5 separate regions of the Homo sapiens genome follow, and all the other regions are linked to region 1. A link is a loop called in an ENCODE intact Hi-C map of the cell type or tissue named here. Cell type or tissue: ascending aorta. All regions are shown on one strand. Region 1 overlaps PDLIM1 (PDZ and LIM domain 1). Region 2 overlaps SORBS1 (sorbin and SH3 domain containing 1). Region 3 overlaps LOC107984257 (a long non-coding RNA gene). Region 4 has its middle 18 kb from the start of PDLIM1. Region 5 has its middle 40 kb from the start of SORBS1.

Region 1 (5,000 bases):
ATACTCTGCCTTAAAATGGAAAGAATTTCTGACACATGCTACATGGATGAACCCCGAGGATATTAAGCTAAGTGAACTAAGCCAGGACCAAAAGGACAACTACTGCATGACACCACTTATACAAGGTATTTAGAGTAGTCAAATTCATAGAGACAAGCAGGAGGGTGGTTACCAGGAGCTGGAAGGAGAGAGGAATGGTGAAATACTCTTTAATGGGAATAGTTTCAGTTTTGCAAAATAAAAGAGTTCTATGGATGGATGGTGGTGATAGTAGCACAATCACATAAATGTACTTAATACCACTAAATTGTACACTTAAAATTTGTTAAGATGGTAAATTTTATATTAAGTATATTTCACCATTTTTCTTAATATAACGGCTTCTTCTGCCTGCAAGTTTTGGAATTTGATCCAGAACAAGATGAAGGTGAGGAACCAAGGGCCCCTTTCTCCTAGTCTAGAAGCTGAATTTTACCCAAAATGAGACAGCTTGTGTTGGGTCTTCAAGGTTTATGACCAAATACTGCTGTAGCCAAGCTTCCTTCAGGGAGGGGCCTTACTCACTGTGCACCTGGCAGTTTACAGACGTGGCTTTACTTAACCCTGTAAACAATCCCATGAGGTCCTGGCTATTAGCTTCAATGGATCTGTGCAGAAACTAGAGCTTAGAAAGGCAAGCAACTTGCTGGAGGTGTCACAGCAGGTCAGAGGCAGATCCTGGATGCCAGTGCTCTTTCTGCCCTGCAGCACTGCTTTCTGAACCAGAGGCGTTTCTGAATGACAGGACCTCTCATCAACTGCTTTTACTACCTTAACCTTTCACCATTTTATCTCAAATAAAAACAGGCATTTGGGGCCGGGTGCAGTGGCTCACATCTGTAATCCCAGCGCTTTGGGAGGTCCAGGTGGGCAGATCACCTGAGGTCACAAGTTCAAGACCACCCTGGCCAACATGGAGAAACCCCATCTCTATTAAAAATACAAAAATTATCTGGGCATGGTGGTACACATCTGTAATCTCAGATACTTGGGAGGCTGAGGCAGGAGAATCGCTGCAACCTGAGAAGCGGAGGTAGCAGTGAGCCGAGATCATGCCACTGCACTCCAGCCTGGGCAACAGAGCAAGACCCTGTCTCAAACAAAAACAAAAACAAAAACAAACAGGCATTTGGGTTCCTTCCCCGAAGAGCCTTCTGCATGTAAAGAATGTTTAGAATGGAATTTATCCTGTTACTGTCAGTAAAGATTTAATGCGGGTACACAGTAAGAGATACAGGAGAAACTACAAGATTTGCTATCTCCCTCTTCCCTTCCAGCAGAATCTTGATTCTCTTTGGGGCAAGAACCATCCAGACTAAGGGCTAAAATTTTTTTTAAAAAGAATCCTAATTCCCAGACTCTCGTTTAACTAGGTGTAGCCAGGTGACTAAATCATGGTCAATAAAATGGAAGAGTAGTGTGGGACTTCTGGGAAGGAGAAAGCTGGCTCATCTGAAATTGGAACTCCCCGGTTAGCATTATCTCCCTTCTTCCTCCCTGTCACCTGGGGGTAAGCATGATGGTTGGAACACCAGCTGCTAACCAGGACCACGAAGTAACCTTGGGAATAGAAGCCACAAATTTGGGTGCTGGAGTGCCGGATAGGAGTCCAGATCTTGAAGAGCATGGAGCTTCCAAATCCATGCTCAGGTCCTTCTCTGTGAGCTGAGATGAGCTCTGCAGCATGTCTAGTTGGGCACGGATGAACTTGACCTTGCCTCTCATTGAAGGGTTTCACATCCACGTAAGAGTGAAATAAGTTGTGGTTTCTCACATGTTTTTACAAAGCTATCATCCTCAAGGGTTGGCCCCCAAGTTGTTTGTCAGGCAAAGCTAATACTGGAACTTGATACGAAGTATGGCTCATTACTTCCCAGCTGCTCAGCTACTCCAAGCAAAAGAGGAAAGCAGTGGTAGAACAGTATCATTTTAGCATAAAAGAAGCACATGCAAACACATGGCCCATGGTTTCCTAATTTCCTATGGTTGTAAACTGCCACTCTCTCTAAAGAAATCACACAAATGGGGAGGAAGCCCAGGTGTCGGGTGTGTTCAGAAGAGAACTTTCTTATCAGAAAGGGCTCCCCAGGAAGCTGAATCTTCGGCTGCGGACTTTGAGGAGGGAGGTTCATCTTCCAGAGGGCACAAGCCTCTCAGCCAACATGCCAATCCCTTTGCAGCCTGGCTGAGGCAGGTCTCACACTCACCATCACAAGGTGTCCCCTCACTGGAGCATCCACTGTCTCTTTGCAGATGGGTCCATGAGAGAGATAGAGGGCATAGAAAACAAGACCCCACTGAAGTGCCCAAGCCTCAAGAAAGGAAGAGAGAGTGTGGAGGACTGGGCATCACAGGGACCAGGAAAGGGTACAAAACCCAGCTCTCTGGAAAAGACTGCCCATGAGCATCACAGGAGGTGCTGATGAGGAACTACCAGGGAAGAAGCGGGTGTGAGGGCTGCTGATCATCTTTGTGAGGGGAATAAAGCATCCCTTCTTCAATACATCCACCTGTCACAATTTCTCGACGTATAGCATTGTTATTAAGTGAAGATACTTTTACCACTGTCCACTTAAACATGATCATAATAAATGTACGTTACATAATGTCTTCAGTGAGAAGCATGTCTCCTGAGACCTGCAGAACCCTACGGGGTGACCCTGGGTGCCTCAACATCAAAGCTCACCCCAAGGACAAGAAAGCCTCTTCATGACATTTCAAACACCACAATAACTATGAAGCGAGTACTCAGTTACGATGATGGATGTTTTACACAACTTATGCCATTTCATGACCATGATAATCTTAGAGGAAAGGAGTTTTATCCCTGATGGACAGATGAGAAAACAGACCTGGGAAGGTTGAGATTTGCCAAAGGTCACAGAATAAGAACATGGCCACAAGGGGGAGCTCTTGGGCCCTCAAGAGGCCACCCACCTTAGAGCAAATGCAAACACATGCCCCCAAGCAAAGCCAGCCCCTGGCTTCACCGAGCACTAATTCATTCTCATTCTGCTGCTCATTGCCCATGGCCTTCATCACTGAAGTTCCTCAGCCACTACCAAGGTATTGTTTCTGGGCTCAAAGCAAATAAATGGCCAAGGGACAGACCAACAGGCTCCCACAGCAGTCAGGCTCACCCCAACCTTAGCATCCTCTTGCACATGTGACAGGACACAGTTGGCCAGGCCTGGAGTTTCTTAAATACAGACCCAGATGGGAAAATGTGGTCAGCACTCTCTTCCTCTCTCTCTCTCTCTCTCCCTCTATCTCTTTTTAAAGAATTTCAGCATTTTAAAAGCCCATGCCCTCCAAAGCAGGCTCCAGAGTGTGTTCACCTGTGCTTCCACAATGACTGACTCTCACATCTGACCTTGAACAAGAGCCTCTGACTGCAGATGGAGCTGATTACCTTTTTCTTCAGACTCCAGGATTTCCTGCAAAACCAAGAAAGACGTGGACTGTTTCGGGGGCTCATTCAACTCCTGTTTCTCCTGAAGCATCTTGTAAACTTCAGATTCTTTGTCGATGACAAGGCTGCTTGGAGGCTGAGCATGGTCTAAGCTGTAAAGAATGTTTGAAAAATTGATTAGGACATGACAGAAGTTAAAAATAACTTCACCAGGAACCTCCTCCAGGCAGACACTGCTGATTTGAAGGATGGATAGAAATGATCTCAAAGCCCTCTCCTAAATCAGCCACAGACCTGCTGCCAGCACAGTGAAACTGAGATGTCTTTGTAGTCAGAGCTGGCTGCTGCTTCAATGCAATCAGAGGCTCTTCTTCTAAATAGCTTCAGTAGCTCAATTACTTTTTGGCCTAATCCAGTGGAATGAGAATGCTCTATCTCTTTATAAATTCCATCAGCAGCATTATGTCCAGAGAAAATTTAGAGAAAAAAAAATGTCAACCACAAGCCAACCATGAAGAACTCAGCCGGGTCCCCCTTGTATGGGCCACAAACATTGCTTGCACAAGCAGGAATCATAGTGTTATTCATTCCCGACGATCTCACAGTGCTTTCCCTGTCTATAAATACTTCCTGATTCTCAAGGCCAGGCACTTGGGTCTCCTCACCTATAACACAGAGGTAACAGTACTTTCCTTGCCTGGTTCACAGTTTGGTGGTAAGGATGGGACACGCAAGTGCTTTGTGAACTGTTGATGTTCAGGCCCAGGGACTGGGCAAGCCAGGCCTTGTCTTCCCCACCTTCCTCCTGTCATGCTGGGTGACCCAGAACAAGATAAGACAGGCAGAGCCTGCCTCTTTCCCTGAGGGCTCCACTTTCTAAGCAGTGGACGGTGACAGGGAGGTAGTCTCTCATCAGCTATACCTGTAAATCTATCCTCCATCTGACCCCTTCTCACCTCCCCACCTCCCCCAGGTCCAAGCCATGCCATGCTTAGGCCAAAGTGATGGCCTCTATTCAAAATATCAGAGTGATATTTTTTGTTTTTTAGAGACAGGGACTCACTCTGTCACCCAGGCTGGAGTACAGTGGTGCAATCACAGGTAACTGTAACCTCGAACTACTGGCCTCAATAGATAAATCCTCCTGCCTCGGCCTCCTGAGTGGCTAGGACTACAGGTGTGCCACCATCCCCCGCTGATTTTGTCATTATTTTGTAGAGACAGAGTCTTGCTGTGTTGCCCAGGCTGGTCTCAAAGTCCCAGCCTCAAGTGATCCTCCAGCCTCGGACTCCCAAAGCGCTAGGATTATAGGCATGGGCCAGAGTGCCTGGCCTAGAATGATATTTTAAACATGAATCAGACTGTGTCATGCTGTGGCTCAATGTATTCTCATTTGACTTAGCACAAAATATTTAGTTTTAATACTAAAATATATGTTTAATCAAATTCAACTTTTTTGGAGTAAATGTTATCACAGAGGAGAAAGTCCCTCACATATGTGACCCAAACTTCTCCCTCCACACACATCCCCTGCCAGCCCTGGCCCACT
Region 2 (5,000 bases), 88 kb after region 1:
AAGTCAACCACCTCCTCATACTGGGGCTCTGACACCCTGCCTGGCATTTTTTTTTCCTGAAGTCTCCAGACAACCACCTTCCTTCCCGGTTATTATTTCTCCCCATCTTGATCTTCCAGGATGTACTGTTTGTGACTCTCTTTCCTTATTTGCATTGTAACTATTTGGGAACAGGTCTTACTCCCCCGGTGAAGATCCTAAACTCCTTTAGTTGGAGTCAGTCATTGTTTGTCTTTTTTTTTTTTTTGAGATGGGGTCTTGCTCTGTCACCCAGGCTGGAGTGCAGTGGCCCTATCTCTGCTCACTGCAACCTCCGCTTCCTGGGTTCAAGTGATTCTCCCACCTCAGCCTACCAAGTAGCTAGGATTACAGGCATGCACCACCACACTCAGCTGATTTTTGTATTTTTTTAGAAGAGATTTTTGTATTTTTAGAAGAGATGGGGTTTCGTCATGCTGGCTGGTCTTGAACTCCTGACCTCAAGTGATCCGCCTGCCTCAGGCTCCCAAAGTGCTGGGATTACAGGTGTAAGCCACCATGTCTGGCTTGCCTTTTCTTTCATTCAACAAACATTCACTGAAGTGCCTTCCATACATTAGGTATCACGGTCCCGCCTTTGGAGCACTGATACTGTATGGGAACACAGGGAAGCAAAGGGGGCTGAGAGAGGCTCACACAGACCATTGCAGGGGCTATGGCAGCCCAAAGTCAGAGCACTAATCCACTCATGCAGGGGTGGGGGAGGCTGTCAGGAAAGGTGTTAAAGGAAATCAGAATATTTTACCCCAAAATATATTTTTTTGACATATTTTGACATGGCTGTCAGAGAGCCAGCAAAAAGAGGTAGCTCTGCAAAGCTGTCTTTTGTGCAGGAGATTTGTATTTGTAGAGAAAAATCTGCATTGATGCAGCCAGGTTTTCTCTGAGGCTTTCCCTTGTCTAGATCTAGAAAAGATTAACTGGCAGTCTGACACCTTTAAAGGCCTAAAAGGAACATTTACCATCTATTCTCTCCGAGGCTGCTACCTGTGAGCTTTCATCTAAATAACAAGACCCCTTTGCTAGCCAAGCCTTGCTTTTCTCCCTCCCATAACGTGTCTTGCTGCTTAAAATCTGATTTACCACCATAACCTGTCTTTGGCCATCCTCTGAGCCCCCACTCTTCTGTAACCTCAAGATGGTATAAGCTTCTGCACCCCATTGGTTGGGTCTTCATTCTGAAGGCTCCCGTGTCACATAAAACTATGATCGAATAAATCTGTATGCCTTTTCTCCTATTAATTTGCTTCTTGGCCGGGCGTGGTGGCTCATGCCTGTAATCCGAGGAGGCCGAGGCGGGAGGATCACCTGAGGTCAGGAGTATGAGACCAGCCTGGCCAACATGGTGAAACCCCGTCTCTACCAAACAATACAAAAATTACCTGGGCATGGTGGCATGTGCCTGTAGTCCCAGCTACTTGAGGAGGCTGAGGTTGAAGGAGTCTTGAACCTGGGGGCAGAGGTTGCAATGAGATTGTGCCACTGCACTCCAGCCTGGGTGACAGAGTGAGACCCTGTCTCAAAAAAAAAAAAAGAAAGAAAAAAATTTTTGCTTCTTGTCAGTAATTTTTAGGGAAACTTCAAGGATAAGAGGGAAACTTTCCCTTGGCCCCAACAGCTTCCTAGAAGTTACATCTAAATGGAAGCCCTGATGATGTTCACCCCTCTCTATCTCTTGCAGCTAAGTACCTGGAATATCCTAAATGCTTCAAAGAATAAATGATCATAACATTTCAGAATATCTTTTCATTTAAGGTTCTCAGGTAAAATTCCCTCCCATTATTGGTCAGATTCTCAACCTACCTCCCCAATACCTACAATAAAAGTGAACTTTTGTTTCAGCTCTTTAGTTCAGCAAGGAGAATAATGGCTGACAATTTTCTTGATACACAAACTGGTCTGGAATGCATTTTTCCAAATAAGCAACACAGCCTGTGGTCACGTCATCCTGATGGGGCTGCCAGAGAACAGTTGTCATACAAGTCCTTCCCATTTTTAGCATGTCTGTCACCCAAAGGGGGCCCAAGACACAGGAGCCCCTTCTGAAGGACCCCGTTTCCAGAGTTGTCAGCTCCTGCTCCAGCCACAGGAGGGGAAAGTGAGGGGGCTGAAGGGGAGGTGTGGGCAGCAGCCCTTTTCACACAAATGCCAGCTCTCAAGGGGGAGCGAGCCCCAGGCCACAGCCTGTGCACACCCATGGAGAAGGGGCTTGTGCCAGGAGGGCAGGAGGAAGGGAGGGGACAGGAAGTGGTACACTTGGGGTCTGGAGGCCCACCAAGAAAGGAACACCAAGTTTCAACAAGCCTGGCTTTCCAATCAACATAATCTTCAGTGTTGCCAGCTACTCCCCTCCTATCCTGCCTTAGGAAGCAGGAAGCGTATACCCCTAACCTTACTCGGAGATCCGGCACCGTGCGCACTTCCTATACACACAGGATCCTGGAATTGGGCCGGGATGATGACTCAACACTGACGATAAGGATGTCCCCGGGTGCCTTGGGTTGACTTAGAATGTTTATAGAATTGTTCCTGTGTCAGAAACGTTTAATTCTTTTCAACTAGCCACTTCACCATCTCTTCTATTCCTTCCTCAACCTGTTCCAGGGCCAGGCAAAGCCTTTGCCAGGTATTACTGCTTTCCTACAGCCCTCCACAGCAGCGGGTGACCCCACATATGGAGCCTTGGCACATGCCAAGCACCGACTTCCATGAATTACCTCACTGAATCCTTATGACTGCCCTACAAGGGATGGACTGCTTCCACTCCTGCTTAGCATGTGAGAGGTTAAGTGGCTTTCTAGCAAAAGGCTAAGCCTGATTTCTTATAAACTGCCCCATGCCGGCTCACCCTCAGTGATCCCCACTCCTGATGTGCTGGCCCACCCATGGGCCCACATGTGCTTGGCTGGAGCTGGAAGTCTGGCCTAGTGTGTCTCAAGCCTCTGTGCTCCTGTGTCCCCCAAGCATGCCTCTATTATTGCCCTGGTGATATTGCTAGGCTCCTCCTTGTTTTGAGGAGCCTTGAACTTAGGGTTCTCAAGAGGAGAGACAAATGACCTTTGTATTCTGCCCAGAGGCTGGTACCTGCAGGCCTTATTCATAGACTGAATAACTACAGCCTCAAAGGGAAACTGAGGTTGCAAGCCTAAGGGTTAAGCACTATTTACTGTGGACATCAGACATACTAGATACTTAATAAATGGCTTGGAGACATCTTCAGGAACTCAATCTGGGTCTAAGGAAGTTCTAAAAATATTCTCAGTTCTAGAAGCAATTCTAGATCACCCAAGATGGTGGCTCTATAGCTTCCGTTTATAAAGTGCTGACCATGTTCCCAGGATCATAAGCCCTTGTAATCAACCACTCTTTGAGGTAGGTGCTATCATCTCCATTTTACAGATGAGGAAACTGAGTCTCAGACAGGGGAAGCAACTCCCAAGTCACTAGACTGTAAGAGGTGGAGCTGGCATTCAAACCTGGTTGCTTCTGAGAAGTTGCCGAAAGTCTTTGACTTTCGCAGTAGTCAACAGCATAGCCAAAATCAGAATTGTGATTTGTTTAGTTGCTAAGTTCATTTCTCCAAAAAAATTTTCAGGTCTCAAAACACCCTAAGGCTACCTTTGTCCAAATGCTCTCTGGGTCTTTGTAGCTGACCCAGAGAGAAGATGGTACACTCACCCCAAAACCTGGCATGGCTATTCGAGGATACCCCATGTCAGTCAGGGCCCCAGGAGACCTGCATTCTCCTCTCCAGAACCAAAACACCTTTGTTTCATAGCAAACAAAGGCCCCGCGCTCCCACACAAACACGAGACAGGACAAAGACCTGACAGAGCCGAGCACTAGCAGAGCACCATGGGTTATGGAAACAAAGTGCATCTTACATAAAAGCAAACCACACCACACCAAAGCCTGGTGTTCTCAGCTGTGTTAGTCAAAGCAAACTGAGGGTCATCTCTAAGGCATACATGGGATGTGAGGAAGGTCTGCCTTCTCAGAGGCCCTTGCAGCAGGCCAGGAGGCATTCAAAGTAGAGATAACTTCCAAATGACCTCAAGTGGCCAGATATAGCCTGTCCTTTCCCTCCAACTGTATCCAGTCCTGGCACCTGAATTCATGTCCTCCCATTCCCTCTGGGGCCATCTCTTTGCTCCTGAGGCAAGCAAATGGTCTCACCAGCATTCACTTGGCCTCCGTAGATGGACCAGGGGCGAGACGTGCAGCCCACCCTGCCAAGTGAGACGCCAAGTGCACACGCGGCATGCTGCAGTCCTACCTGGCTCCCACCTCTCCGAGCAGCTTTCCTCCCCGCCTGCTCGCCACCTCTATGCCGCTCTGTCTGCTCAGCCTCACTTCCTGGAAAAGCGCTACCCAGGGGCTTGCCGGGCCGGCTCTCCTCAGGGGTGTTGAGATCTGAGAGTCTCTGTTCAGTACTCAGGCACCTGACCACGTCTGAAGGCTTCAAGCAGCTCTTCTTAGAGATCTTGGGTCCACCAGGGCCTCTTTCGCCTGCCCCCCTCTCTGCTTTCCTCTCATATTGTCCACTCTCTTCGCGCCATGGCTGCCTCTTGCTCTGGCTGCTAAAGGCATCACTAAGCTGGGAGATGACACTATCAGAGCTCCCCAGCGGCAGCTGCAAGAAGCTATCTTGGTGGATGCCTGAAGATGGCGTGTGGACACCACCGTCTCCATTCATGTGAAGGGAGGCCTGGGAAGTAGGTGCTAGGGAGTAGGTTTTGTGTGGGGAAGGTAGGGCCAGTGGAGAAGCTACTGATCGTGGGGTGGGACGATCTGACCAACTCAAATGGGGGAGGCTGAGAGACAGGGAGGGACTGGCCCTTGGTGACAAGGCGAGGTGGTCAGTGTTATAGATAGAAGCCTCTGGCAGAGGAGGCAAGGGTGGGGTCAGGGCCAGAGAACGCCTGCCTGGGACCCCCACAGTCAGTGAGATCCACTCAGAG
Region 3 (5,000 bases), 110 kb before region 1:
GAGGGACCAGTGGTGGAATTATATGGTTCGGCTGTGTCCCCACACAAATTTCATCTTGAATTCACATGTATTGTGGGAGGGACCTGCTGGGAGGTAATTGAATCATGGGGGCAGGTTGTTCCTGTGCTGTTCTTGTCATAGTGAATAAGTGTCATGAGATCTGATAGTTTTAAAAAGAGGAATTTCCCTGCACATGTTCTTCTCTTTGCCTGACACCATCCATGTAAGATATGACTTGCTCCTCCTTGCCTTCCACCATGATTGTGAGGTCTCCCAAGCCATGTGAAACTGTGAGTCCAATTAAACCTCTTTCTTTCTTTTGTAAATTGCCTAGTCTTGGGTATATCATCTTTATCAGCAGTGTGAAAAACAGACTAATACACTCTGGAAGTTGCTTTTCTAGTCTTGGGGAATCATTCCCTTTGGGCCTTCCTGATATGATTGCTAGAAGGGCTGGGTGAATTGTGCAATGCTTGCAAAGGTCTGGGTTTTCTCATAGGGCAAAGAAATCTTGTATATAATGGACCTTGGGCCATTTTCCCTCCCATATGGAGAAAAGATCTAATTCTTGGACACAATTTAAATTAAAGCTTCCTTCCACAGTTTAGGCTGTTTCAAGTGGGTAAGAAGGCCACACCTTTGTGGGAAAAAAAAAGCCACTTTTCTTCATATCTCAGGGTAAAAAGAGTCCCAGTGTTTTCAAATGCACTCCAGAGGACTACAGGCCGAAGATGATCTGTTACTCATCTAGAAATGGAAGCATGAAAAAGATGTCCCTTTAGTCTCCTTCCTATTGGTGTGACCTAGGGTGGAGGGGAAGACAGTGGTGGCATGCTCCACCTACTGATTTCCCTCCTTGGCTCCTGAGTACCAGCACCTTATTTAATGTGCTGCCCATGGCTGCATTCTTGCAACCCTGCAGCCATTTAAAAATACAGGACCAGAGGAACTAAGCAATTGAGATTAGTCATGCTTACCCATGTGACTCTAGTCCTCCACTTGTGATTTCCCTTTGACTTCCTAGACTTATGTGGCCTCTGTGGCTCCTAGAAGGATGGATCTTGGGAAAAACTATAATATTTGCATTTGAGCAAGGCTCCTTTAATGGATAGTGCATGCTAGATTGAACTCTATATCCTGCTTATTATGGCCCATGTTAAAGCGTTTACCCTTAGAGAATGGTTCCAATTAACTTCCAAACTTGAAATCCCCTTGCTGATTGCCATTCTAACTGGTGTGAGATGGTATCTCACTGTGGTTTTGGTTTGCATTTCTCTGATGGCCAGTGATGATGAGCATTTTTTCATGTGTCTGTTGGCTGCATAAATGTCTTCTTTTGAGAAGTGTCTGTTCGTATCCTTTGCCCACTTGTTGATGGGGTTGTTTGTTTTTTTTCTTGTAAATTTGTTTGAGTTCTCTGTAGATCCTGGATATTAGCCCTTTGTCAGACAAGAGGGTTGCAAAAATTTTCTCCCATTCTGTAGGTTGCCTGTTCACTCTGATGGTAGTTTCTTTTGCTGTGCAGAAAGGATCTAGAACTAGAAATATCATTTGACCCAGCCATTCCACTACTGGGCGTATACCCAAAGGATTATAAATTATGCTGCTATAAAGGCACATGCACACGTATATTTACAATAGCAAAGACTTGGAACAAACCCAAATGTCCATCAATGATAGACTGGAGTAAGAAAATGTGGCACATAGACACCATGGAATACTATGCAGCCATAAAAAAGGATGAGTTCATGTCCTTTGTAGTGACATGGATGAAGCTGGAAACCATCATTCTCAGCAAACTATCAATCACAAGAACAAAAAACCCAACACCACATGTTCTCAGTCATAGGTGGGAATTGAACAGTGAGAACACTTGGAACAGGAAGGGGAACATCACACACTGGGGCCTGTCATGGGGTGGGGGTAGGGGAGAGGGATAGCATTAGGAAATATACCTAATGTAAATGACGAGTTAATGGGTGCAGCACACCAACATGGCACATGTATACATATGTAACAAACCTGCACGTTGTGCACATGTACCCTAGAATTTAAAGTATAATTAATTTAATTAAAAAAGAAAAAGAAAAAAAATCCCCTTACTATTTCAGTACCATTTTAATTGGAGGCAGAATAGGTGCCTTAAAAGAACATAGGGACCAAATGGCAGTTTTCTAGTTGATGGGACAGTATCGAAACTAAACAACTTTGTCTTTGGAGGACATTTTACTCCTAATTGTTGTTGAAGGCAGAGTTTTCCTGTTCACAGAAGCAGCATGAAGCCTGGTCTCTAGCAGAGGGGCACAAAAAGGGAGGAGAATTTGGAGGCTAGAGTGTTTTGGCAGAGGACCAACAATGTGCTTCATGGAGAGAATTCCCATCCCACTAGGTGGCGCTGTTGACCTTGAAATGCCATGTGATCTCTAGACTAAGGGCACAGGGTGACCATGACATGTCATGTGCTCTCCATACCAAGGGCAGAGAGTGAACTTCAAATGCCATGTGCTCTCCAGACAAGGGTAGAGTGTTACCTGGAAATGCCATATGCTCTCCAGACCAAGGGCAGAGAGTGACTTCACTGTGATGAGGGACCCTCTATTCCTAGAAAATTACAACGGCATTCCCTTGAGCTACACCTTCAGTTACTATGGCATTTCCTGATCTTACCTAACAAGATTACTTCCCTGAACTGTAAAATTGCTGTGGCATTGCATACAAAGAGAGAGAGGATGGGAGACATGGTGGTTGCAGACAGGAATGGAGGAAATTATAGTATGAAAGCTGGAGATCCTGTTGCTGACACTCTGTCAGGCAGTCAGAGGATGAGGTCAGTCCAAATCCTTTGAACAACACCAGGGAGTAGCTTCCGCCAGAAATCCTCAGTTGCTTCAGAACTTTTTCCAGCCCCATTCAATTGCTAGGTCCTCTGAAAGAAAACTGGTTCAAACATGGCCAATATGCCCAGCAACGTGTGGGTACTGGGGGATTCTACATGTTTTCCCCAGCAAGCCTCTCCCCCATGTCTTGTAAAGCTGGCAGCCATGCTAATTATTTTTAAATGACTGAAGGGAGCCCAGTATTTGGTATGATTTGATTCTAAAATGGAGGCTGAGAGCCTTGAAATGAAAGGACAGAGTTGAGTTTCACTCCTGTATTCAACATTCCAATGAAAGTACCTTGGGATCCTGGACACACCCCCAGTATGAAGATGCATTGTTGTCTAAGGTAAATACCTGAGGTTCATCGTCTTGCAACAAGAAGTCTAAGGGCATGGACACACACAAGGAGTGAGTTTAGGAGTAGAAGTTTTATTTCCAAAGAAAGAGAAAGGAGAATAGCTCTCTCTCTTGTGAGAGAGGGGGCGTCCAAATAAGAATTCTGCCCCATGGCAGAGTGAACCAGATTTTACAGACAGGCTTGAGGAAGCAGTGTCTAATTTACATAGAGCCCACAGATTGGTTGGACCAGGGGTGAGGTTTACATAGTGCATGGGGAAGCTGGCCATCCCATCCTAATCGTCTTATTATGCAAATGGGATCTTTGCTTGACTAATGCCATGTTCCCTGCTCCTTACTGTACATGTGGCTGGCAAAGAGAAGGGAAGATGGAACTGACATTTTGAATGTGCCCAGTCCCAGGCAGCCTTTTCTTATTAGCACAACTGATGGCATTCACCAGTGCAAGCTTCCAGCTTGTTTCTCTATGTCTGCAAGTCATTTTACAGTCTGCTATTTGTAGGAAAAGAAAGTATTTTGGGCTGCTTTTCATTAAAAGGAAAACCTTACTGAGGACTCCTGTGCTCTCACTATCTGCCTAAATAACTTTTTAAAACTCATATATTACTAACATATGTTGCATCTTGGAGAAGTTTCCATATGCATTGAGAAAAATGTGGTTTTTTGTTACTGTTGTGTGGAGTGCTTTGCATGTGTCTGTTAGGTCCAACTGATTATAGTATTGTTCAAGTCCTGTATTTTCTTATCGAAGTCCTGTCTGGTTTTCTTTTCTTCATCATTAAAGAATTTTTTTTGCTGGATAAAGTATTATAGACTGGCAGTTATTTCCTTTTAGCATTTAGATGATATTATTCTATCATCTTCTGAATTTCATTGCTTTTATTTAGAAGTTAGCAATAGTATTGTTACTTTGAAAGGAAATGCATTTTGTTCTCTTTCAATTTTTAGGAACTTTCTTTAATATGTGTTTTATAGTCTTTTGAATATTTTCTGCCTAAACATGTTTTCTTATATCTGGTTTCAGGCTCATAGTTCTCCTCCAATATGTAACCCAATATCTTTAATCTGCTCTGAAAAATTCCAGGTGTTTATCTGTTCAATAGCTTCTTCTCCATTCTATCTTATCTCTCCTTGGGAAGTCTAATTTCAACCTAAGCTCTATAAGCTTCTTCATTGCCTTTTCTCTATATTTTTTTCTTAAGACTGTATGTTGTTTTCTCATTTATTTTCCAATTTATGAATTATTTAGCTATGAAATATCTGGTATTAAACCCATTCATTAAGCAATTCGCTATAGTTAGTGTATTTTTAGTTGCAAAATGTTCATTTAATATTTTAAAATATTTTATATTGTTATGCTGGTATTATTTACCTTTGAATTTATTTCTATATATATGTAGTAACATTTACTGTTATACAACTTTCAGAGAATTCCAAGATTTATGTTAATGTGGGGTTTTATTCTGTTGTCTATATTTTATTCTCAAACTTCTCTATGTGTCTTGTTTTTATTTCTATTTAGACATGGGGTCTCCCTATGTTACCCAGGCATAACTCAAATGCCTAAGCAGAAGCAATGCTCCCATCTCAGCTTCCCAAGAAGCTAGGGCTACAGGCATGCACCACTATACTTGGTATGTCATTTTATTTTTTTGCATATCTAGTTCTTTCATGTTTTCTTTTGCTCTGTTGAAATATAAAATAAATGCAGTTAAGAGCAATCATATTAAGTATAAACATTAATGAATATTTACACGTGTATAA
Region 4 (5,000 bases), 62 kb after region 1:
AGAAACTGAGGGAAGAGGCAGGAAGATCTCACAGAAACCTAAGAAAAAGATACAGAAAGGACTTGCTTACAAAACCCACCCCTGGTTGGCTACTTCAAAGCCACTCCCAGTCCTCTCTGCCTGGTCCACTTCCTCGAAGCAATTTCTTAGTAGTTAGGAGTAGCCCCATGGTCACCTCTAGCCAATGAGATGCGGGGTGGGTTGGTGGGGGGTGCTTTTGGAAAAGATTTTTCTTCCCTGATGAGGGAAAACTTGCAAAGATAAAACCTCTGTCCTGTGTTGTTGCTCCCTGCTTCCAACCTTCAAAAGCAGTTGTATGAGGATGTGGTGCTTGGAACTGCCATGGTAGCCAGATTGCCATTATGAGACAAAGGCCAGGGGACATACTAACCCAGAGCCCTGTCTTCTTTTCCACGAGATAATGAGACACATCTGCGTCACATAAGCTGGCATTTATTCGGCCATATGTTACTGCAGCTGGAGTTATTCTTAATTGACACAGAAAATAAGAGTGCAAATTTTTGTTCACTTTTAGCTTTGCAGATCTATAACACCACATATGGGAGCCACAGTGCAGGTGACAAAGGGTTCAGACTAGTGGTCAGGCAATACAGGTTCGAGGCCGGACCACACTTCTGAGAGGTTTGTGAGTGCTGGAGAATAAGATGACATGAAATTGGCAGATTTCTTCTATGCCATTGCTGCTGTCTCGGCTCTGGCAGAAGACTGACCAAGGAGGGACATAGACCTTTAATGCAACTTTCAATGTTCAAGCACGTAGTAGGTGCTCATCTAATGGTTATCACTATTATTCAATGAGGTTGCTTTTGAAGATGTTATAGTCTTTTGGTAAGCTTTAGGTGATCCAGAGGTATACTGGTCCACAGTCTTGTCCCAGCTCTGTGCCTTGCAGGCAGTAGAGTGTGATCAATGGAAAGGACCCTGGCTTTGGAGTCAGACTGAAGCCATGTACTTGCACATATACCCTGGGGCTGAACTCCTTTGAGTCTCAGTTCCCTCACCTGTCAGTGGAGATAAGAATACCTTCCTCACCGAGGTGCTATTAAAAGATAACACATGGAAAGTGCTGGTATACAGTAGGCAATAGAATGACTGGGGAGCTCCAATGTGGACATTGCAGATTGCCTTCCAAACATCCTTTTTCTTCCTCCTTCCTAGAAGGATCTCACTTTGGTCCAGGCATCTTTCCCTCCTAGATGAAAAAACTCAAGACAGCCTATGTGGCATTTCTGAGGTCTCACAATGTATGTAAGCCTAAGAGGCATTTGAACTCAGGTCTTCAGACTGCCAGCCCATTGTTCTTTCCAATACTTCTCCTTTTTTCAGGAATTAGTGCATGTATCCAACACAACAAAATACCAGAACTTAGAAGTTCTAAACTGTAGTCCACTCCTCCTCAAGTGAGTGATCCAAGCATGAGACAAAAGCCACAAAGGTTTTTCTTTTTTTCTTTTTTTCTGAGATGGAGTCTCACTCTGTCACCCAGGCTAGAACACAGTGGCACAATCTCGGCTCACTGCAACCTCTGCCTCCAGGTTCAAGCGATTCTTGTGCCTCAGCCTCCCGAGTAGCTGGGATTACAGGCACCCACCACCATGCCCGGCTAATTTTTGTATTTTTAGTAGAGACAGGGTTTCACCACATTGGCCAGGCTGGTCTCGAACTCCTGACCTCGGGTGATCCACCCACCTCGGCCTCCCAGAGTGCTGGGATTACAGACATGAGTCACCATGTCTGGCCAAAAGCCATAAAGGATTTTACAACCTAACCTTGGAAGTGATATGCTGTCACTTTTCTGCAACATTCTATTGATCACACAGACCAACCCTCATAGAATGGGGAAGGGGATCACACAAGAGCCTGAATACCAAGAGGTGAGGGTGACTGGAGGCATCTTTGGACGCTGACTACCACAAGCAGCTTCACATCATTTGAAAATAGTTCTGACATTATGAATCTCCTGAAAGGGCTTGGAGATTCCAAAGTGACCATGAACCAAGCTTTGAGATCATCGATTTACATTATGCTACTATTGAAGATGATTTGATCTCCCTTTTGCAGATTCGTCTGTTTGTCAGATATTACTTGAAAAACAAGTAAACCCTAAAGGTAGAGAGACTCTTAATCTACTCAATATTTTGCCCCTGACAAGGCTAGAGTGAGGGTCCTGGAAGACCAGTGCAGTTGTCCTCCGGGACAGACTTCATAGTGTCACACGGTCATTCAGAGCTTCTCATTATGGATTTTTGCATCTATGGATTTATCTTAAATGTTCTATAATATTTTCAATCTGAACCACTTTGTTGGCTAATTTGTTCCAAAAATTACCTGTATCAAGTGATAAGTTCTTTGATTTGTCCTAAAAGACCTGGTTAAGTGTTCCTGAGACAGATGTGGTTTCTATGTGCTAAGACTTGGAAAAATACTCCCACGTACAACTCATCCAAACATCCTCTGTGACTTCTGAGACATCAACTTTGTTCCCTTCCATTAGAGTCTGATATTTTTAGCATGAGATACGGTTGTGCTGTGCCCCCCTGGTCGCATTGGCCCCCTCCTCTGGGACTTCTCCTCCCACTGTATTCTTGTCAAGACCTTGGCTAGCAAAACTTCAGCACATAGCCTGCTTTCAACTACACTGAAGTTTATACTGGGACAGGACAATAGTGTTCCATTTTCAAAGTGTGTTACAATAACTCTCCAAGTCCAGTGGACCATTGAGCTGTTATCTGTCCAGTTTCCTTTTCCCCTTCTTAGAGCAGACACCCCTTCGCCCAGCCACTCCTCTCCCTCATTCTTTGAGGTTTTGGTTGAGCTGCCAATTCACCCACCTCGGCCTCCCAGAGTGCTGGAATTACAGGCGTGAGTCACCATGCCTGGCCAAAAGCCACAAAGGTTTTTACAAGTAAAGTTGCCTCTTTAGTCAAAGTGATTAGTCTAGGGAAGAGTAAATATCCAGGCTGGGCCTGCCAGCATCTGGAGTTGTTTTCAGGGAAAGCCAAATAGGAAGGTCCTTTTGCCTTGAGAATTTGGAGTCAGAGAGCTGGAAGGAGGCTGGAGCAGCTTGCAGCCATGTTTCCCACTGCTGCATTCAGTAGGTGAAAATGTAGCCAAACAAAACGCCAAGAATAAGACAAATACTGATGAGAAAGTTTGAGTCTCTGGATTAACTCCTGACTGAGACTAGTTCTAACGCCCTTTGGTATGTCTCAGCCAATGCAGTAGTGTTAGGTTTTGTTTTGTTTTTGTTTTTTTGTGAGATGGAGTGCAGTGGCACGATCTCGGCTCACTGCAATCTTTGCCTCCCGGGTTCCAGCGATTTTCCTGCCTCAGCCTCCTGAGTAGCTGAGATTACAGGCACACGCCACCACGCCTGACTAATTTTTGTATTTTTAGTAGAGATGGGGTTTCACCATATTGGTCAGGCTGGTCTCAAACTCCTCTCCTCAGGTGATCCGTCCACCTCGGCCTCCCACAGTGTTGGGATTACAGGCGTGAGCCACTGCGCCCGGCCTAAGCTTCTACCATTTAATCATTGAAAGGGCCCTCCCACAATTGACTCTTTGGGCCGTAATTATATTGGGAGAGATCTGCTCTCCGCAGGAGCATGTATTGAGATAAAATAACAGAGGGCTGAGGATGCAGTGAAGATCTAGAAAGAGGATGAAGAAGGGGTTGGCCAGTCAAAAGCGGGTGAACCAAGGAGCCCCAATTCATGGAAGCGGACAATGTAGTAGTTTTAATTGGGTGGTGGGAAACACACTTCCATGGACTTGGTGGGAGTATAATTGGAATTTTTGGGAAGTCAATTTGGAAATCTCTTAAGGTTTGAAATGTTCCTGCTCTTTAAGCCAATAATTTTACTCAAAGCAGCATTGTTGTTGTAAAAAGCTGGCAATAACCTTAAATACCTGCATCATCAATAGAGGATGGGTTAAGTAAGTTATGGAAACATGTCCAAGTTCTACTAAAGGAAAGTAAAAGTGTATGAGACTACATAAAGCATTTTAGAGACGTGTGTGTTTAGTATGTGTAGAAAAGCAAGCTGGGAGGACCATATATAGGAGTGATCTCTGTGAGGAGTGTTATTATGGAGAACTTTCACTTTCTATGTTTGTATGAAACCAGCATAATTTGAAAGATTAATTCATTGTTTCTGCCACTGTAAGAAAATGGTTTCCCTTCTTTCATTGTTGGTAGAACATATTCTGAGTTCTAGGATCTCTGGCCTCAAGGGCTTATTTATCTGTTTATTTGATAAACAAAGGATTGAGTGCCACATTAGACTCTCTTCTTGGTGCCAGGCATATATTAGCAAAACAGAGTCACTAACCCCATGGATTTTACAGGATTGCTTGTGGAGACAAATTTCAGATGGTGATAAGTGTTATGGAGAAACAGAGGAGGAAGAGGGGGATGGAATGCAGGGGGTGGGGACAATAGGTTCCTAGATGTATGTAAAGTAGTCACGAAAAGCCTCATTGAGAAGACAACAGGAAGACCTAAAGGAGGAAGAAAACCATGCAGCTCTTGGGGAAAGGGCCTTCCAGGCACAGGGGATTGCAAACATGAAGACCCTGAACCTCAAATGTGCTTAATGAGTCTGAGGCCATAAAGAGGGCTGTGTGGCTGGAATGAAGGAGATGAATTCAGGGGTTAGGGGGAGGGGAGGAGCAGTATGTCTATGGACTTGCCATTGTACCACATTAGCGAGATGAGAAGCCACTAGAGGGTTTTGGACCAACGTTAAGATGATCACTGTGGTTGCTCTGTCTAGACTAGAGGGGCAATAGCAGAAGCAGGGAGGCCAGTTAGACAGTTATTGCGATGATCCAGGTGAGAGAAAATGGCTTGGGCTACGATGGTAGAAATGGCTGGGTTCTAAATGTAGTTAGGAGGTAAGCTGATGGATTTGTTGGAGACAAGGGTTCATAGGGCCTGTGATTCAGGACCTAGTGTTAAGGACTGTCAGACCCTTG
Region 5 (5,000 bases), 350 kb after region 1:
TCTTTTTGTAGAGACAGGGTCTCACCATATTGCCCAGGCTAGTCTCAAACTCCTGGGCTCAAGCAATCCTCTGCCTAGGCTTCCCAGTGCTGGGATTACAGGTGTGAACCACCATGCCTGGTCTGCACCAATAATTCCCATAGAAAGAAATATTAATAGCTATGAAAATTTTAAAATAAAGTAGAAAACTTAGAAAAGTATAATGACAAATAAAACTCACTTGTCTCACTGCTCAGTAGAAATCACTCATTAGCCGAGCATGGTGGTGTGTGCCTGTAGTTCCAGCTACTCAGGAGGCTGAGGCAGGAGAGTCACTTGAACCCGGGAGGCAGAGGTTGTGGTGAGCCGAGATCGCGCCACTACACTCCAGCCTGGAAAACAGAGCGAGAGTCTCTCTCTCTCTCTCTCTCTCTCTCTCTCTCTCTCTCTCTATATATATATATATATATATATATATATATATATATACACATATATATATATATACACATATATATATATACACATATATATATATATATATACACATACATATATATATATATATATATATACACATATCTTTTTTTTTTTTTTGAGACAGGGTCTCACTCTGTCACCCAGGCTGAAGTGCAATGGCTTGATTATTGCTCACTGTAGCTTTGACCTCCTGGTCTCAGGAGACCCTCCCGCCTCAGCCTCCTAAGTAGCCAGGACTACAGATACACATAACATGTCTGGCTAAGTAAAAAAACAATTTTGTAGACATAGGGTCTTGATATGTTGCCTAGGTTTGTCTTGAACCCCTGTCCTCAAGTGATACTCCAGCCTCAGCTTCCCAAAGTGCTGTGATTACAGTTGTGAGCCACTGTGCCCAGCCCATAATATTATTTGATACATTGTCTTCCAGTCTTTTTCCAACTAAATATATATAATTGAGAAATTTTATTTATACTGTTTTATAGCTTAGTTTTTTCCTATTCAATATTTTCTAGTGCGTCTCGTCTCCACGTCAGTAAATATTCTTCAAAAACAAGAATTTTGGCTGGGTGCCGTGGCTCATGCCTGTAATCCCAGCACTTTGGGAGTCTGAGGTAGGCCGATCATGAGGCTGGGAGCTCAAGACCAACCTGGCCAACATAGCGAAACCCCGTCTCTACTAAAAACACAAAAATTAGCTGAGCATGGTGGCGCGCACCTGTAGTCCCAGCTACTTAGGAGGCTGAGCCAGAAGAGTCGCTTGAACCCGGGAGGCAGATGTTGCAGTGAGTCGAGATCGTGATACTGCACTCCAGCCTGGGCAAGAGAGCGAGACTCAGTCTCAAAAAAAAATAAAAAATATAAAAAAATTAGATACAGGGTCTCACTATATTGTTTAGACTGGTCTCAGACTCCTGGGCTCAAGCGATCCTCCTGCCTTGGCCTCCCAAGATGCTGGAATTACAGGCATGAGCCACCACTCCTGGCCAAGTTATGCATTTACTAGTTAGGGTCAATTTACACCACCAATTTCAATGGAAATCAATATGATTTTTGATATTTGCAAAGAAAGTGGTCCACTTCTTACAAACAGACTTCGGGATGAAAAATGAAGATGAGGCAGACACATCTACAGTGAGGAAACGGATGATGCCTCCTTTTTCCTCATAGGCAACTTGGGGGAGGGGAAAGGAGGTAAGTAAAGGCATGTGGGGGAAGTCAGAGAAGCATCCACACCTGCTCATTATATCAAGTGTCTAGAGACTCTCTAAATAATTCAGACACAGTCGGCTCCCTCCAGGGGCAGGTGTTGAGGAGAGTTTCCAGACAAGCAGCTCCTCTTGCAAAACTGGGGCAGACTGAGGATCTGATTACGTGAAAAGGGGTCCAGTTAGTAGCTATGGCAACCTCCTTCTTCAGCCTTACAACTTGCCTTTGGGATAAGGTACAAGAAGCTTCTGGGAAAACACTACTGCTATGCCCCCTGTGGTGGTGAAGAGTTTTGAAGCTCTGTTGTCTTGGGTTCAAATCCAGGTTCCTCCGCTACAGTGTGATCTTGGGGAATTTACTGATCTTTAGGTTCTATACCTGTAAAATAGGGGTAACAATTCCCCTACTCAGATTATTGTGGCATCATGCATAATTCATCTAGCCCCCTTACTATGATGCTTAGTACATGGTGCTTAGTACATAGTAGATCTGTCCTAAGAATGTCCTCACTTTATGTCCTAGGAATTGATGCTTGGACTTTAAATAAAAGAGAAACGTAGGGCCTGGTGCGGTGGCATGCACTTGTAATCCTAACTATTCAGGAGCTGAGATAGAAAGATTGCTTGAGTCCAGGAGTTGAGTTTGAGACCAGTCTGGGTGACAGAGTGAGACCCCTGTCTCAAAGGGGAAAAAAAAAAGCAATGTTGAAAACTAAGAGAAAGCCATTCCTTAGAATCATAAACAGTAACAGCCAATAGTTATTAAAGGTTAACCATATGCTGAATACCGTGCTGAGTGCTTTACATTTACTCTCGCAAAACCATTTATGGATACGTATCATCAAAATTCAGAGAAGTTAAGACACTTTCCCCAGGTCAAACAACTAGTAGGTGTTAGAATCAAGGTCCAAACCCTATTCTGCCTCTAAACTGAAAAGGCCTGTGCTCTTACCCTGTAAGGAAGAGGATCTCTGGAAGTTATTTTACTGATCCAGCACTTCATTTCCAGGAGAGCAGCCTGAGGATCGGGAGGGGATAATTTGCTGGGCATTGAGGAAGAGCAGGCCGACTTCCTTAGGTCCATGGGACCCGACTGCCCTCTAGCGTTAGAGGAATCCTGGGGCCAGATGGAATAAAGAGCAAGTTGGTTTTCTTAGGTTATGGTGACTCCTCCTGCCTTCAGTATGGGATCATAGCTGCCTAGTTTGGTGTTTTCCTATTGGCCAAAGGGTTTCTCCTAGGGATTAGGGTAAAATAGGCTGTAAAGGGTGGGACTTAAGGATAAGAATTACCTGAATTTAGAGCAGCAATTCTCAGACAGATCAACGTTTGGACCATCAGGTGGAGGGAATGTCTCTTATCCCCAGCATCTGGCACGTAGTGGGTGCTCACTGGATACTGAATGAGGCTTTAAAATCTCATTCTCCCTAATAGCAGAGTTCTGTAAAATAGCAGAGATCTGCAAACTTAAATGAGGTGCCCTTAAGGTAGTTATGAAGTTATTCATCGATTTTTGCCAGAAGTGCTAGTGGAAAAGACATTGTAACATTTAACTCAATTCTACTACAGGAGACTCCACAGGACACTTTCATAAGGAAGAGAGAACAATGACACTCTTCAGTGGTTTAGAAATAAGTTGGGGTCAGGGACGACTTGATCGTCTTAGACTGCCAGCCTCATACCAGTGTCCCTAATGGTCCATGGATCTCAGAGAAAGCCCCCTCCATCTCTATAGCTCTGCCCAAGTAGCCTGTTTCAAAGCTACTCAGTGAGCATCTGTGTGCATTGCACCTTGCTGGGCTCAGTGGGGGATACAAAGACAGATATGCCAGATGTGGCTAATTGTGGCCAACCTGGATGGTGCTTCTTCCATGAGCTAGGTGTCCGGTCCATTATCTGATTATTTACTGACAGGAGTCTTCAAGGTAAGTATTAACTGTCTACTTTTTTCCAAATAAGGAAATTGAGGCTCATTGCAGCAAAAAACAATCCTGCAAATTCCTACAATTTATAGATGGGAGTGCAAGTCATATGACTTCCAAATCCATACTCTTTCCACTATGCCACTCTGGCCAATTCTTTGAAATATTAGGACTCCTTTTCTAAAATGCAGGTATCTCCAAGACAATTATTCCTGTTTTTGTCTGCTTGGGCTGCCATAACAAAATATCATAGACTAGGTGGATCAAACAACAGAAATTTATTTTTCAGTCTGGAGATTGGGAAGTCCAAGATCAAGGTGCTGGCCAGTTCGGTGTCTGGTGAGGGCCCTGCTTCCTAGCTTGCAGGAGACTGTTTTGTCTTCTCACTGTGTCCTCACATGAAGGGCAGGAGGTCAAGGTCTCTAGAGTCTCTTATTTTACTTTTTACTCAACAGTTTGTTGAGAGACGTGGCATCTCTTACGAAAGCACCAATCCCACCATGAGGGCCCCACCCTCACGACCTCATCTAACCCTAATTACCTCCCAAAGGCCCCGTCTCCAAACACCATCACATTGAGGGGTAGGACTTCAACGAAGGAATTTGGGAAGGGCACAAACATTTAGTCCATAACAACCCCCATCAAGCCATCAGTTTAAAAATAGATGGCTTTTCCTATACTTTGTTTCTTACATTTAGCTTTCTCTAGCCTCATTTCCTACTGACCCTTAGTCTGTAGCCTCTGCCTAGGGCAAGTTTACAACTCACTTTTTTTTTTTTTTTGAGACAGAGTTTCACTCTTTTCACCCAGGCTGGACTGCAATGGCACGATCTCATCTCACTGCAACCCCCATCTCCCAGTTCAAGAGATTCTCTTGCCTCAGCCTCCCAAGTAGCTGGGATTACAGGCGCCTGCCACCATGCTCGGCTAATTTTTGTGTTTTTAGTAGAGACAAGGTTTCACCATGTTGGCCAGGCTGGTCTTGAACTGCTGACCTCAGGTGATCCATCCGCCTTGGCCTCCCAAAGTGCTGGGATTACAGGCATGAGCCACTGCACCGGCCTACAACTCACTCTTTCCTCTCCAAAACTGCCTGGGAATTTTGTCTTTTCTCCACCTCTTATGGAGCACTTCAGCTTTCCTATATTAAACCCGCATTACAAAACTCATCAATGAGTTCAAGGGAACAAAAGAGCCTTCCAAGAAAATCTCTTTGGAAAGTCACTAGGGGTAACTGTACCTAACATCGCTACCCCCTAATGTAGTAGCTTACCCGATTTTTATCTTCTCCTCTTCCTCACAAAGAGGATCTTGATTTTTGTTTGAGCAGGAATGTGCCCAGCTGTAAAACTCTACTTCCCAGTCCTTGCAGCTACAGTTGCTCATGTGGCCACAATAAACAGTTCCTCCT

What was found. Peaks named below come from ENCODE experiments on the same cell type or tissue, not always from the same donor. Only the 100,000 strongest peaks of a DNase experiment are listed, where the experiment ranks them.
Region 2: it touches region 1 in a loop (2.7-fold over the local background); 8 of 110 quality-filtered maps call a loop at or near these places.
Region 3: a loop joins it to region 1, with 2.7 times the contacts of the local background. A loop is called at or near these places in 31 of 110 quality-filtered maps.
Region 4: it touches region 1 in a loop (2.5-fold over the local background); 27 of 110 quality-filtered maps call a loop at or near these places.
Region 5: a loop joins it to region 1, with 2.5 times the contacts of the local background. A loop is called at or near these places in 28 of 110 quality-filtered maps.

The regions. Positions count from the first base shown.
Region 1 is chr10:95,243,764-95,248,763 of GRCh38, forward strand. PDLIM1 (PDZ and LIM domain 1) reads right to left here. Exons shown (of 7, transcript NM_020992.4): 5 at 3,452-3,603. Among named protein-coding and RNA genes, the nearest start is that of PDLIM1, 45 kb to the right of the region's middle. RefSeq lists an enhancer at 1,650-1,709. In ascending aorta, a CTCF peak has its summit at 2,947 (motif pointing right); a DNase peak (open chromatin) is centred at 2,978; H3K27ac peaks cover 2,080 bases.
Region 2 is chr10:95,332,206-95,337,205 of GRCh38, forward strand. SORBS1 (sorbin and SH3 domain containing 1) reads right to left here. Exons shown (of 33, transcript NM_001034954.3): 30 at 4,316-5,000. Among named protein-coding and RNA genes, the nearest start is that of PDLIM1, 44 kb to the left of the region's middle. In ascending aorta, no CTCF peak of the experiment used is centred here; DNase peaks (open chromatin) are centred at 2,016 and 2,486; H3K4me3 peaks cover 644 bases; H3K27ac peaks cover 5,000 bases.
Region 3 is chr10:95,130,722-95,135,721 of GRCh38, forward strand. It overlaps LOC107984257 (a long non-coding RNA gene), which reads right to left. Exons shown (of 10, transcript XR_007062253.1): 7 at 1-5,000. Among named protein-coding and RNA genes, the nearest start is that of ACSM6, 61 kb to the right of the region's middle. In ascending aorta, a CTCF peak has its summit at 2,402 (motif pointing right); a DNase peak (open chromatin) is centred at 2,390.
Region 4 is chr10:95,306,057-95,311,056 of GRCh38, forward strand. No RefSeq gene overlaps it. Among named protein-coding and RNA genes, the nearest start is that of PDLIM1, 18 kb to the left of the region's middle. RefSeq lists an enhancer at 4,095-4,274. In ascending aorta, no CTCF peak of the experiment used is centred here; a DNase peak (open chromatin) is centred at 2,895; H3K27ac peaks cover 3,850 bases.
Region 5 is chr10:95,598,557-95,603,556 of GRCh38, forward strand. No RefSeq gene overlaps it. Among named protein-coding and RNA genes, the nearest start is that of SORBS1, 40 kb to the left of the region's middle. In ascending aorta, a CTCF peak has its summit at 2,786 (motif pointing left); a DNase peak (open chromatin) is centred at 2,745; H3K27ac peaks cover 439 bases.